Linked DNA regions of Homo sapiens: region 2 is linked to region 1. A link is a loop called in an ENCODE intact Hi-C map of the cell type or tissue named here. Cell type or tissue: A673. All regions are shown on one strand.

The links. Hi-C counts contacts between places; a loop is a spot of excess contacts. Peaks named below come from ENCODE experiments on the same cell type or tissue, not always from the same donor. Only the 100,000 strongest peaks of a DNase experiment are listed, where the experiment ranks them.
Region 2: it touches region 1 in a loop (6-fold over the local background); 56 of 110 quality-filtered maps call a loop at or near these places.

The regions. Positions count from the first base shown.
Region 1 is chr3:85,571,898-85,579,897 of GRCh38, forward strand. The region is part of intron 1 of CADM2 (cell adhesion molecule 2); the gene reads left to right. Among named protein-coding and RNA genes, the nearest start is that of MIR5688, 190 kb to the left of the region's middle. RefSeq lists an enhancer at 4,191-4,767. In A673, a CTCF peak has its summit at 4,384 (motif pointing left); DNase peaks (open chromatin) are centred at 4,394 and 6,094; H3K27ac peaks cover 2,874 bases.
Region 2 is chr3:84,544,067-84,552,066 of GRCh38, forward strand. No RefSeq gene overlaps it. Among named protein-coding and RNA genes, the nearest start is that of LINC00971, 320 kb to the right of the region's middle. RefSeq lists enhancers at 3,758-4,313, 4,314-4,868 and a silencer at 4,029-4,088. In A673, a CTCF peak has its summit at 3,987 (motif pointing right); no DNase peak of the experiment used is centred here.

The DNA of each region.
Region 1 (8,000 bases):
GGTATACAATGTGCTTTGACATTGCCTATGTTAAAAATATGACCAACTTCAGTCTGGGCTAGTTACACAATTACTAACAAGCCAGGTTACTAGAGCTCTATTTCAAAACTTCATGTGGACCAGGCATGGTGACTCATGCCTGTAATCCTAGCAGTTTAGGAGGCCGAGGCCGGTGGATCACATGAGGTCAGGAAGTTGAGACCAGCCTGACCAACATGGCGAAACCCTGTCTCTACTAAAAATATAAAAATTAGCCGGGCATGGTGGCGGATGCCTGGAATCTCAGCTACTGGGAAGGCTGAGACAGGAGAACCACTTGAACCCAGGAGGCGGAGGTTGCAATTGTGCCACTGCTTTCCAGTCTGGGCGACAGAGTAAGACTCTGTGTAAAAAGTAAATAAAAAATAAATAAACTTCATGTGAATTTTCATGTTACAAAGCTTTATGTAAAAATATATGAGGCATAAAAGTTTGTATACTTAAGAAACAAACATACTTATATGTAAATGCATGTACCTATAGGGTTCTCCAGAAAGAAGCAATAAGATGAGTAGAGACAGAGAGAGACAGAGAGAGGGGAGACGGGGAAGAGGTAACTTATTAGGGAAATTGGCGTGCATGATTATGGAAGCTGAGAAATCTCATGACGAGTCTTCTGCAAGCTGGAGACCGTGGGATGCTTGTTATTTGTCTTGGTTCAAGTCCAAAGGCCTCAGAACAAGAAAAGCCAATGGTATAACTCTTGGTCTGAGGCCAAAAGCCTGAGAATCAGTGGTGTCACTAGTCTTTAAGTCCTGGAGTCCAAAGGCCAGCAGGACTGAAGTTGTCCAAGGACAGGAGAGAAAGAGTCCAGCTTCAGTAGATAGATTAACATATTCACTTTTTCTTTTTGTTCTCTCTGAGCCACCAGCAGATTGGATGGTGCCCTACCACACTGAAGATAGATCTTCCCACCAGGTAGTCCACTCAGACTTACCTTTATCTCCTCTGGAAACATACTCACAGACACACCCCAAAGTAATACTTTACTAGCTTTCTAGGTATTTCTTAATCCAGACAAGTTAACACCTAAAATTAACATTACACTGTACATATTATCCTAATCGTGTATACATAAGATGCAGTCCATTTTAGTTAATGAACTATTTTAACAGAAAATATCTTATTGTTATAAATGGGAAAGTTAGGGTATTTCGACAAAAATAGCTTATTTCAACATCTACATGACAATCTCAATGTAATATATAAAAACGTGCTTATTTTATTTATTTATTTATTTATTTATTTATTTATTTATTTATTTATTTATTTACTGAGGCAAGGTCTCGCCTGTTGCCCAGGCTGGAGTGCAGTGGTGTGATCTTGGCTCACTACAATCTCTGCTTCCCGGGTTCAAGTGATTCTCATGCCTCAGCCTCCCAAGAAGTTAGGATTACTGGTGCATGCCACCAGGCTCAGCTAAGTTTTGTATTTTTAGAGGAGACGGGTTTCACCATGCTGGCCAGGCTGGTCTCAAACTTCTGATCTCAGGTGACCCACCGCCTTGACCTCCCAAAGTGCTGGCATTATAGGGGCATTATAGGTGTGAGCCACCGCTCCCAGCCTATATATAAAAGTGTGTGCTTCTAATGGCTATATTTCTATTAACTACTATCAGTGTAACATTGTAAAAGGCACTGAATTAAAACCTCTTGGAATTCTAATCCTGGTTATGATCTTGCATGAATATGTAATCTCAGGATGATAACTTTTCTTGTACAAATTATTGTCCATAAAGTGAAGTGTTTGTGCAATGTCCATCTCTCAGGTATCTATGATCAAATTGTGACATTCACAGTGGCTTGTTGAAAGCTTACAAGTTTACGTGATCTTATTCCCTGCTTTACTATTTTCAAAATCTCTGTGACTACTAATGTCTAATCACTTTAATTAACTAGTCCTTATGACATGTCTGCCCACAGAGACCAATCCTCACCATCCTCACCACATCACCAATACGGATTGAGAGTCTATTGTAGTAATCTACATATGCAACATGTGAAGCATGTTTGAAATTTCAGCTTCTGCTTACCCAGCTGTCCACGATACTGACTGGTTATTTCAGATTATGTCCAATGTATCCATGAGACATTTCATCTGTCTCTCTATGCCTCCTTCCTCCTCATCACTTTACCTAGTACCCTTAGCTATGTGGGATCAGACTTTGTTAGGTTGAAGGGTTAACATTTAAGCAAACACCATATTTCTAGTCCTCAGTCTGGGCAAGTTTTTAGGCCTAGACATTTCCTGTGCTTCTTACCAGTGATGACTGGAATTTGGATCTTGAAGCTCACTGCTCTCACTCCATGGCTAATCATAAACAAAGGATGGATTTGCTTTAGCAACATAGGTTATCTCTATGTCTAATTAGTGCATCCTTGGCTGGGGTTCTGCTAAGGTAGCAAAAAATTGGCTTCCAGCTTTGTGCTGCTAATGAGGATTTTAGTTTGCAAGTATGCTTTGCCTGTAGCAACTTGGTGTGTTCTCTTCATTTTCGGTCCACTTACTGTCAGTCCACTACAGTGTTCCAATTCTGTAAAATGATACATAGGCCCAAGAATGTCTTCCTGTTATGTCTCTAGGGCAAAAAGTGTTCCCTGGCTGAATCATGTAAGGTCCCTCAATCTGTTCAGCTTTCCCTGGTATTACTAACCTTCAAAGACTTAGTTGTTTCATCTCTTTTAGAAGTATAGAAATGTTCAAATGAACCGAAGTAAAACAAAAATTCCAACTCTGTAAAATGTACAATAGAAAATATATACCCAGTGTAAAATCCTCTACTGCATGATATGTTTCTTTAGCTATACATCTAGAGTACATATCTCTTATTTTTCAAATTAGAGGACTCTATCAGTGCGTTGAGAAATTTCTCCTCTACCTCAGTCTAGGGGGTTCTCATAAAATTGTCAGTAGAGCACTTTAGCAAACTCTCTGGTCACAGCAGGAGGCACCTGGTTGTGACCTAGCTAATCCCAGAACCCCATCCCTTTCTCCAAAAAGACCCATTACTCAAGCTGATTACCCTTATTGAGAGTAGATAGACTATAGGAGAGTGAGTCACCTTTTTCTTTTTAAAATTGCCCTCTTTAAAAATATTTAGGCATGTAATAGTTAGTGGCCCCTCCTTCCCCATCAGTGCAAGCCTGAGAAAGAAATTAAGATGGTGACTAGTAGAGAGAGATGAGTCTGAATTAGCTACCATATCAATGAGACTACTCTTATAATTTTCATTTATGTGTATCCGTAAGTTCCTTTTTTGCTTACTCTATTTTCAATTAGAATCTTCAATGAAAATGCATGAACTTACCAAAAATATACTCTTTAAAATGATTGGGCTGGGCGCAGTGGCTCACGCCTGTAATCCCAGCACTTTGGTAGGCCAAGGTGGGTGGATCACAAGGTCAGGAGATCCAGACCATCCTAGCTAACATGGTGAAACCCCATCTCTACTAAAAATACAAAAGATTAGCCTTGCGTGGTGGCGGGCATCTGTACTCCCAGCTACACGGGAAGCTGAGGCAGGAGAATGGCGTGAACCCTGGAGGCGAAGCTTGCAGTGAGCCGAGATGGCACCACTGCACTCCAGCCTGGGCGACAGAGCGAGACTCCGTCTCAAAAACAAAACATAAAAAATAAAATAAAATAAAATAAATGATTGAAATAGTAGCTTGTTATCTAACAGTATGCTAAATTTTTATGTAAAATAAAGAAGATAGGATTATAGAACATGGCTTAATGATTATATGTGAAGACTAGGTTCTTTCACAAAAAGTATGTTTTGAGATGACACTTGCATGATAGTATGATGTCAAACTGTTGGGTGGGAAAAAGGAAGGGGAACTGTGTATAGGAATATATTACAGATAGATTTTAAAAGAGCATGCAAAAATATGTAAAAATAAGAATTTTCAGGAAACTGCAAATTATTCAGCATAGAATGAGTATGTACTGAAGATGACACCTACGTGTAGACAGAAGTGAAAATACTAAGCGCTCAAGACTTCTCTAACCTTTTTGAACCTCAGTGCCCTCATTCATAACAGAGGTAATAATAGTATTTTTCCTAGAGGGTTTTGTGAATTTTAGCACAATCCATGGAAACTGTCTAGCCAAAAGTTCACTCCATAAATGATTTTGCATTTCTATATAGTGAATCATGTGACACCTCTTAGTATAACTACCAGATTGTCAACTTTGTTTTAACATAATTTATTTATTATAAAAATTAGTTATGTAAACATTAAATTTATGTCTTCAATAAAAAGTTATTTTCTTAGAGAAAATCATCTCTGCTTTAGAAGCAGTTGCCTTGCCTGAAAGAGGTAGGCAAGGCTGCCATCTAGTGGCAGTACCTTAGAACTGCGGACATATGGTCCTCAAAGCTGAGAAAGCATTCAAATTCAAATCACACAAAGTGATCTCATTTGAGAACAAAGAACATCCGACGATTGCTGGATACATCAAATTTGTATTCCTGCTGTGCATTTTATGACAAAATCCTGAATCTGACAATTTAAAAAAAATGAGTTTAAAGCAGTGCTTCCCAAAGTCACCTTAAAAATGTTGAGATTCCATGACAATGTTTACACACACATATGGAGGCACAAACATACTCATACACAAATATTAGTATAAAGTAACTAGATTTTCTCTCTTGGAAGTGTTGTTTCCTTTTATAAAATCATAGCGATAGTGCATTCTGACTCTTTTTATTTATTCATTTGGAGTTAATGTTATAATTTTTCAAATTGCAGGGCCAGCAGTCGTATTTCAAATCTCAAATTTTTGACCAAAATTATACATTTCTCCCCTAACCAAAAGTTTGAGAAAATCTGGTTTGAAGGAGTCATCTACTCTTAAAACTATTACTACAGCTCTCCGATAACTATTAACCTAGACTATACCACCCTCCCTTTTATTCTCTATTCATGTGAATAATATCCCCTATTGTATTCTATAATAGTCTTCTATTGTTTACCCAGAGCCACCAAGAAGAGACAGCAACAAATAGAACACAAATGGGGACAAGATCTTATTGTTGGCTGACTAAAATGACCATTGTGACAAAATTCTCCTGGATGTCAAGTCCGGAAAAATATTTGTCACTACTAATGAACTGGCAAACCTTCTATATAGACAATGAAATCTATGTACCCCATCTGAGTCTTTATCCGTTGATTCTCTATTTTTTTTCTTACAAAGGGTTTTCCAGTTTACATTGTGCATTCACCATTCATAAATTACTTTCAACTTGAAGCTTCTTTCAGTTGCATTTAAGGATGCTATGATTTGAACGTGTCCCCCGGAGTTCATGTGTTGGAAGCTTAATCCCCAATATAACGGGGTTGAAAATGGGGCCTATAGGAGGAGATTGGGTTAGAAGGGCTCTACCCTCATGAATGAATGAATGCTGTTATCATGAGAGTGAGTTAGTTCTAGAGAGAGTAGGCTTATTATAAAAGCAAGTTAGGCCCTCTCCTGCCCCGTTGCTCTCTCGCACGTGCTCTCTTGCCCTTCCTCCTTCTGCCATGCAGCAAGAAGGCCTTCAGCAGATGCAGCCCCCTCAACCTTGGTCTCCTGAACTTTAAGACATAAGTTTATTTCATTCAAAAATCGCCCAGTCTGTGATATTTTGTTATAGAACACAAAACAGGCCAAGACAAAGGACATTTTTTTCTTATTTTCTATTATTAAAAACATGTATTTTAATATTTTGTTTTTTTCCAAACACCATCTTACCTATATTTCATGTTTTATTTTTAAAATTAAAAACATTTTAAATGCCTTAAATTTAGCATTGTAATCTGTGAACTCTATTTTTATTGTTGTTTTATTTTTTAACAAGTAAAGTTTTTAAATTGCCCTATAACTATTATTTTATAAACCTTTCTGTGTAACATCAGACAAATGGAGAACAAGTATAAGAAAACAATGTATATTCTGTTTAGAAAGCACATATTCTGCTCACTGTCCCAAAATCAGTCTTGTTTCACTAAAAAATTATCCTCTAACATTATAAGATTTTTATAATCTTACCTATTAATCTCTTTCCTTCCTTCCTTCCTTCCTTCCTTCCTTCCTTCCTTCCTTCCTTTCTTCCCCCCCTTTCTTTCTTATTTTATGTTGTTTATTTATTTTTATTTATTTTTATTTTTTGAGGCAGAGTTTCACTCTTTCACCCAGGCTGGAGAGTGGAGAGCAGTGGCGCGATCTCGGCTCACTGCAACCTCCACCTTCCGGTCATTTTCCTTTTAATAGGTGTCATGTGATGACAGGTAGGAAGTCTGCATTGTCAGATGCACTAATGATTATGTAGTAGTTTCAAAACAAAGCTAAAATTACTGAAGAGTGTGTTCTAAAATGAAAATCAGAAGACACACCACTCATCCTCAACTCTGAAGAAAGCAACAAATACATTGTTTGCAATATCATTTTGAGAGTAGGCGCTGGATTTTCTCTAACATAGGTTTTTATACTGATATGAGAGAGATGTTTTATAATGAGAGTTAAATGAGGTTAAAAACAGGGCAAAGGCCATACTTAAAAAAATAAATAGATCAAGACTTTAGAGTTCTTTTGTTTAACAGCCCTTCTGGAGGGTAAACTTTTATGCAGGTCAAGCACTTGAAACCATAATTTATTCGTCAGCATCACTTTCTCTAGCTATTCTTCATGAAACAGCATCATGATACTTTGCAAAGGAATGTGATTATACAACCTGATAGTACTTGTGTGCACTGATAAAGCAGGAAAAGATGATTGTATTCTTATTCTTTTGCATCTATGAATTTAAATTTCAATTAAATCAGATTAGATATTCTGTTCTATGTCATCTTTATTTAACATTAGTGGTGATTAGTTTCTAATTTCTGTTGCTATTGATATCAACTTTATACCCTCCCATCTGTGATTATAAAGTCGAGTCATTCACACACTCCCATTATATTTATTTGTATTTTAAATTGAAAAGGTGGAGAACTCTTAAAATTTAACAAAGTGTGAAATGTTTCAAATTAGCAGCCACGGTGTTGCAAGTATTAAAGCACAAACTGGGTTGTTGACGTCTTATAGCTGCTAAAAGTTTGAAGCTAATTTCAAATTGTGTTTTATCTTCTCCTTAAAAATAAATGAGTAAATAAATAAATAAAAGATTTTCTAGGTACCTCTGGATCCAGTGGTAATATCTAAGGAAACTAATTAGCAAGATATTTGTATAAGTAGATTTGAGCAAATAAATTTGAGTCATGAACTTAATTTATAATTTTTAAAACTCAATCCTCCAAAAATATACCATCCTACCTTCCTTCATTCTTCCTCATTTTGTTATTTTTCCTTGAATTTTATTGCAGGTGATTGAATCCCAGGTATCCATTTACTCTAGGACTCTTTCTTTATTCCTCATCCTTAGTTTCCCCAGACCCATTTGGTCTCACAATCACTGCCTAGTTTACGACCTAACCATTTCTCAGATGTGTGCATGCAACAGCATCCTAATGGGTCTTTGTGACCAGCAATTTCAACATGCACAAGGCTGCTATGCTGACTTGTCTAAAATGCAGATTTAGTCAGTTCCTTTCATGGCTCCCCATTGCTTAATGATAGAGTCAAGTTTGTTAACATGCAATGAAATAGCTGTTGATTTATTCTGAGTAATTACACTTACTTTTGATTTTCAGAATATAATGGTAAAATTCAGTTCTTAAATGTTACTAAAATTATTAAGGTAATATTAATAATATAAAAAGTAAGTGCCAGTGACCTAATGAAACATTTAAAATGATGAATGGCCTTGTGTAGAAAAAATATGGGCTCAATACAGGTCTCTAATTCATATAGATTTATATAGATATCTAATTTACATAGATATATAGATTCATATAAATATGTATATTGCATTTATATGTATACATATGTATTTATATGTTTGTGTGTATGTGCATCTGTGTGCATGTGTGTACACA
Region 2 (8,000 bases), 1.0 Mb before region 1:
AAAAATGACATTGGCATATTTATAGGAATAGCATTGCATCTGTAAATTGCTTTGGGAAGTATGGCCATTTTAACAATATTAATTCTTCCAGTCCACAAAAGTGGATTGTTTTTCCATTTATTTGCATATTCCATGGTTTCTGGCAGAAGTGTTTTGTTGTTCTCCTTGTAGAGATCATTCACCTCCTTGGTTAGATTTATGACTACACTTTTTTGTTTGTTTGTTTGTTTTCTTTTGTTTTTTTGTTTTGCTATTGTAAATGGTATTATGTTCTTGAGGTTTGGGGTACAGATTCTATCATCCAGGTTTGAGTGTATGACAGAATAGGTAGTTTTTCAAACCATACATTCCTCCCTCTCTTCTATCACTAGTAGTTTGCCGTATTTTGTTTCTATCTTTGTGCCCATGTGCCCGCAATATTTTATTCCCACTAGCAAGTGAGAACATGTGCATTTGGTTTTCAATGCCTATATGAAAATTTTTCAAGCTGTGAATTTTTAGCTTGAAAATTTCTGGTGTATAGAAATGTTACTATTTTTTGTACACTTGTTTTGTATCTTGAAACTTTAATCAAGTTGTTTATCAGTTACAATAACTTTTTGTGGCATCTCTAAGGGTTTTCTAGATATAGAATCATATCATCAGGGAAAAGAGATAGTTTTATCTATTTTCCTATTTCAATACCTTTTTTTTTTCTCTTGCTTGATTGCTTCGGATAGGACTTCCAGTGCTATGTTGCTTAAGAGTGGGGAGAGTGGGACTCCTTGTTCCAGTTCCTAAGGGGAGTGCATCTAGCTTTTGCACATTTAGTATGATGTTGACTATGGGTTTTTTATAAATGGCTCTTATTATTTGAGGTATCAATCAAACTTCAGTCTCTAGCTTGTTGAGGGTTTTTTGTCATAAAGCAATGTTGGATTTATCAAATGCTTTTTTCCACACCTATTAAGATGATTATACGGTTTTTGCTTTTCATTCTGTTTACGTGGTGAATCACATTTATTGATTTGTGAACGTTGAACCATCATTGCATACCAGGAATAATGCTTACTTGATTGTGGTGCATTAACGTTTTTTATGTGCTGCTGGATTTAGTTTGATAATGTTTTGTTGAAGATTTTTGTACCTATATTCATCAGGGATATTGGCCTGAAGTTTTTGTTACTTTTTCCATTGTGTCTCTACCATATTTTGGTATCAGGCTGATGCTGGTTTCATTGAATGAGTAGAAGAGTCCCTCTTCAATTTTTGGAATACATTCAGTAAAACTGGTGTCAGTTCTTCCTTCTAACAGAATTTGACAGTGAATCTACCAGACTGAGGACTCTTTTTTTTTTTTTTTGGTTGGTTGGTATGTTTTTTCTTAATCCTGATTCAATTTTGTAACTTGTTATTGGTCTGTTCAGGTTCTCATTTTCCTCTTCGTACAATCTTGGGAGGTTTTGCATTTCTAGGAATATATCCTTTTCTTCCAGATTTTCTAATTTGTGTGCATAGAGTTGTCCATAATAATCTCTGTGACCTTCTGTATTTCTTTGAGATCAGTTATATCATCATCAGTCATTTCATATTGTATTTATTTTGATCTCCTATTTTTTTCTGTGTTAATTAAGGTAGAAGTCTCTCAATTTTGTCTGTTCTTCCAAGACCCAACTCTTGGTTTAATTGATTATTTTTATTGATTTTTGCAACTCAGTTTTATTCAGTGCTTCTCTAATTTTAGTTATTTCTTTTCTTCTGCTAGTTTTAGGATTAGTTTGCTCTCTTTCATTCTAGTTCCTCTATGTGTAGAGTTAGATTGTTAATTTGAGATCTTTTTAACTTCTTGATGAAGGCCTTTAGTACTGTAAACTTTCCTCTTAACATTGTTTTAGCTTCATACCAGAGAGTTTGCTAAGTAATGTCCCTGTTTTAATTAATTTCAAATAATATTTACATTTCTGTCTTAATTTTGATGTTCACCTAGGAGTTATTCTGAGCAAGTTGTTTAATTTTCATGTGTTTGTCTTGTTGTGAGAGATATGCTTGATATTGATTTTTATTTATATTTCACTATGGTGCAAGACTGTGCTTAGTGTAATTTTATTTCTTTTTAATTTTTTGAGACTTGGTTTATAACTGAGCATGTGGTCAATCTTAGAGTACGTTTTGTGTGCAGATGAGAAGAATGCATATTATGTGTTTGTTGGGTGGGATAATCTGTAGATATTTATTAGGTCCAATTAATCAAGTGTTGAGTTCAAGTCCAAAATGTCTTTGCTAGTTTTCTGCCTCAGTGATGTGTCTAAAGCTGATAGTGAGGCTTTGAAATCTTCCTCTATTATTGTTTAGTTATCTACATCTTTTGTATTTCAAGAAAAACTTGTTTTATAAATCTTGGTGCTTCAATGCTGGATGCATATCTATTTAGGATAGTTACGTCTTCTTGTTGAATTGTACCTTTTATCATTACGTAGCCCTTCTTCTTCCTTCTTAATTGTTATTGGTTTAAAGTCTGTTTTATCTGATATAAGAATAGCAACTCCAACACTTTTTCTTTTTCTATTTGCAAGGTAAGTCTTTCTCTATCCCTTTACTTTGAACTTGTGGATGCTATTACATATTAAGTGGGTCTTTTGAAAATACCAAATGGTTGGATCTTGTCTCTTTTTTAAAAATACAGCTTACCACTCTGTATATTTTAAATGGGGGCATTTAGGCGACTTACATTCAGTTTTAGTACTGCTATGTGAGACTTTGATCCTGTCATTATGCTATTAGCTGGTTCTTATGGAAAGCTGATTGTGTATTTGCTTCACAGTGCCTTTTGGCTATGTGCTTAAGTGTGTTTTTGTGATAGCAGGTGTTATTCTTTTGATTCCATGTTTAGTACTGCCTTAAGGACCACTTGTAAGGCTTTTCTAGTTGTAATGGATTCCCTCAGCATTTGTTTGTTTGAGAAGAATTTCATTTCTCTTTTGCCTATGAGGCTTAGTTTGATGGAATATGAAATTCTTGGTTGTAATTTCTTTTCTTCAAGGATGCTGGAAATAAACCCCAATCTCTTCTAGCTTGTAAGGTTTCTGCTGAGATGTTGGCTGCTATCCTGATAGGGTTCCCACTGTATGTGGCCTAACCTTTCTATCTTCTTTTAAGAATGTTTCTTTCACATTGACCTTTGTGAACCTTATGATTATGTGCCTTGGAGATGGTCGACTTTTATAGTATCTAGCCTCGGTTCTCTTTATTCTTGAATTTGTATGTCACCCTCTCTATTGAGATTAGTGAAATGTTCATGGACTATCCCCTCCAATATGTTTCCAAGTCACTTACTCTCTCTCCTTCTCTCTCAGGAATGCCAGTGAGTCATAGGTCTTATCTCTTTGCATAATCCCGTATTTCTCAGAGATGTTGTTTATTTTTCAATATTCTTTCTTTTTTATTTTTATCTGACTGAGTTGATTTAAAGAACAGTTCTTCAATCTCTGAGATTCTTTCCTCAGTTTTTTTTTCCTGCAATTAATACTTGTGATTATATTATGAAATTCTTGTAGTGAATTTTTCAGTTCTTTCTTTAAATGCCTATTTTGTCATCAGCTCCTGGAGATCATTATACTGGGTTTCCTGGCTTCTTTGGATTGCATTTTATGTTACTCCTGAATATCGATGAGCTTACTTACCGTACAGATTCTAAACTCTATGTCTGTCATTTCTGTCATTTCAGTCTGGTTAAGAATCATTGCTGGAAAGCTAGTGGGCTCATTTAGAGACAAAGGAATGCTTTGGCTTTTTGAATTGCCAGAATTCTTGTGCTGATTCTCTTTCTGGGAGAGCTGGTGTTCCCTTAATTGTGGGGTTAGTTGAGTACAGTCAGTCAGGTTCTTATCCAGGTGCTTTCAGAGGGCCAAAGCTCTGTATAGGATCTTTGTGGTTGGATTTTTGCCCTTGGTTTCACAGGGGTGTTACACAGTCACTCAATACTTTAGGTATTGTAGTTTGAGATGTAATCCAGTAGATGGCGCTTAAAATTAACGGTCTGTAGGCTGTTACTCGGCCGTGCAGCTCTTTCGTATTTCTCTGCATTCCCAGGCCTGCTCTGCAGTGGGAAGGGAGAGATGTCCTCTGACCAGGTCAACTCTGGGCCTTTGGAGACCCCCCTCCGGCCCCAGTCACTGGCGCCACACCTGCATTTCCTTTGGTGTTTTGGGCCAAACAGGCCGCTCCAAGAAGATAGGCCACACCTTTTCTGGACTGGCACTGCGGAAGGAGGTATGCTCCCGTCCTGCACCGTCCCATGAACCCATGCATCTCACTCCTCACAGTGCTCTGAGAGTGGGGCCTTCTCCCCCACTTGGATGCCAGCCACAGACCTTGGTTCAGCCCTTGCGAGCTGTATGCAACAGCCCTGGGACGTGAAACTGGCCCAGCTGCTCTGGGAATCCAAAGGGCTCCCACGTTGCTGGGAATATTGGGAGCAAATCACCCAGGCTGGGCTGTGGAGTGTGCGCTGTGCACACACTCTTGCGGTATGGCCAGGGAGGGACCTTGGAAGGGACTGGCATTCAGGAGTGCCGGCAGAACAGATGTGCCCCTGTCCTCAGGTAGAAACTGACTTTGCTCTCTCCTGGCCCGCAGTCAGCTGCTACTAGAGTTTCTTGGAGGACGATGGTGGCCGCTAGGGGGATGGGCACCTATAGCCACATTCCGCAGAAACTGTTCCATGAACAAAAGCCCTTGGGCTCCATGCCGGCCGAAGCTCTGACTCCTCCTACTCTTGGGCAGATCCCCTGCAAGCTGAAATATCCAATGGGGACATGGAATCCTCTGTAATTAAGAAACCAGCAGTCTGTGGCAAGAATGGGCTGTCCCTCAGTCCCTTCACTCACCCATTTCCCAGGAGCCCTCTGGGGCTGGGAACTAGCCCTAGCATTTGAGTCCCCAGCACAGGATTTCTAGCTTTCTCCCTCTTCAGCCTCGGAGTTTGCATTGCTTCTTCATCCTCTGAATTGAATACCTGCTCAAATTATGTTGGTTTACATGATATTTTGCTCTCTCTTGGTGAAGGCAGCGCTTCCTGGCTGGGTCTAGTCGGTTATCTTGTCCCCCTTCTCTACCATCATTCTTGATGTTAACTTTGACAGCTTGATTAAGGTGCTCTCTAGTAGCCTTTATCATTGCAAAATTGGGTTGTTGTTGTTTTTTCCATTTTGAGTACCTATTTCATGGGGAAATCCTTTGTGTAATAACTTATTCCTCATCAAATATTTTACACACCAGTTTTAGTACACATTCACAAATATATTTCTGCATTAATCTTTACTCTGAAGGTTGCCAAATGGTGATTTTTAAATAGGTATAAATGATAGAGATGCTTTATAAAAAGAGATATACTTTAAATTTCAAATACACTATAAATGAGATCCTGTTATATCTTTCATTATATAATCTACTTTTATTTTAATACATAACTTACATTTAAATCAATTAATACATACTTTTAATGGCTACATTGTAGACAGTTGCATGTAGTGTGATTTTTAGAACAAAAAATTTATATTATCTTTTGTTTTTTATAATATAAACAGTTTAATATTGAACATTTTTATACAAAATTTTTAAACACTAATAAACATTTTAAGATAAACTGTCAAGAGAGAAATACCAATAACACATTAATATGGTTTGGCAGTGTCCCCACCCAAATCTCATCTTGAATTGTAGTTCCCATAACCCCCACATGTGGTGGGAGGGACTCTGTGGGAGGCAATTTAATCATGGAGGTGGTTACCCTAATGATGTTCTTGTGATAATGAGTTCTCACAAGATCTGATGGTTTTATAAGGCGCTTTTCCCCCTTCTGTTCTGCACGTCTTCTCTCTTGCCTGCTACCATGTAAGAGGTGACTTTGCTCGTCATTCGCCTATCGCCATGAGTGTGAGGCCTCCCCAGCTGTATAAGAACTATGAATCAATTAAACCTCTTTCCTTTATAAATTACCCAGTCTCAGGTATGTCTTCATTGGCAGCGTGGGAACAGACTGATACACACATTTCCACCTTGGCTTCCAAGAAAAGCATATATATATATACTTTTATATATTATATCCCACCTATAATAAACAGAAGTATCTCTGTACAAGCTTATGAATAATGCATTTTTTTGATTTCTTACAAGCACATATAGATTACATAAAGATAAGTGGCATTTACCGTTTTATTTTATTTGATCACCAGTGATGTTGAATTTTTATTTTATAATCATGTTTTGTGATTATTATTTTTAAGAAATAATTGTTTATATTCTTCAACCATGTCTTATTTTGAAATAATCTTCTTTTTCTCATTGACTTATGTGAATTCTTAATATATTAATGAAAAAATCCTCTCATATTTATATCAGTTACCAATTTCCATTCATATTTAATGTGGTTCACTGTGCTTTTAAATAATTTACTAAGTTTATAATTAACTCTATCAATCATGAAAGCAGGTGTTTCCCATATCTGCTGATGAAATTTCTGTTTATTTTTAGTTAATAGGTATAAAAATATTTCTCTTTTAATGCTTTTTCTACAATATTCTATTTGTTCTATGTTAAAATATTAATCTGCTTTATTTTTATTTTTTAATTCTTCACAGCCCCTGTATTCTTAAGTGGTGGAAGAATTTGCACCTGTGGAGCAAAGTGTTCTAATTTTTTTAAAATTCTAATATGTAATATATTGATTGTAAACCGTCATTGTTAAATCTACTTCAGTTACCATTACAAATATCATATTTGGCTTTTGTGTTGACAATATATTTTTAAGTTTTTAGTTTATCTTTTCTTATTGTTACCATGTTTTCTTATTCATCTTTGTCTTACTCAGATTTATTTCCTTCTAATCATTTTTTTCTTTAGTCACTTTAAATTGTATTATATTTCAATATTTACACTATTAGTTATCTTAGTATTAATATTACTGTAATCAAATTTTAAAATGATTCAATATGTAATTTTTGGCAATAGAATATTATCTACTTTTTATTTACCATAGTGTTTCACATATAAACTCAGCCAATTAACAGAAGAAATTTAGTGTTCATTTCCTCTCCTCTATCTTGTAGTTATATTAATTGATGTACTTTCTTTTTCTTTTTTGATCTATTTTAGTAATTTTGAGTTTATATGCAAATTACTTCCTTTGACACTTTGCTGGCTTAAGTCTTATATTTTACAAATTTTTGAGATTTAAATTAATTTTCATTATTCTGCTATCTTTAAGCTTTACTGATTTCACTGAGGACAGTCATATTTGGAATACAAAGTTTCCTTACAAGTTGATTTTTAATTTTTATTTATGTCTCACTTTATCGAAGTAATGCTTTACATAACTAACTCAGGAAAGGCAATTGGTGAAATCTTTTCTGTTCTTGCATTCCTGGAGTTTTATTATTTTACCAACATATATTTATAATAACATGTTTTAGCATGGAATATTGGGTAAACTATGAGGATTAGTTGTAATGTGTCAACTTGACTGGGCAATGGGATGTCCAGATGTTTGATAAAACATTATTCTGGGTGGGTCTGTTGGGGGGAGGGTTGATGAGATTAACATTTGAATCAGTACACTGAGTAAGGCAGATTGTCTTTCCTTATGTGAGTGGCTGTCAGTCACTCAGTTGAAGGCCTTAACAGAACAAATTGTTGATCCTCCTGTGAATAAGAGAGAATTCCTCCTGCCTGACTGCTTTGAACTGGGAAATCTGTCTTTTTCAGTTTTCTGAATTAAACTGAAACATTCGCTCTTCCTGAGTATAACTGAGTAGAGGCTAAACATCCCTAATCTGAAAATCCAAAATTTGAAAAGCCTCACAATCTGAAATTTTTGAATGCTGACATGATGACATAAGTAGAAAATTTTACACCTGACCTCATGTGACAATTTGCAGTCAAAACTTTTTCTTGCACAAAATATTAAAAATATTGTATGAAATTCCTTCCAGATTATGTGTATAAGATATATATACACACATATG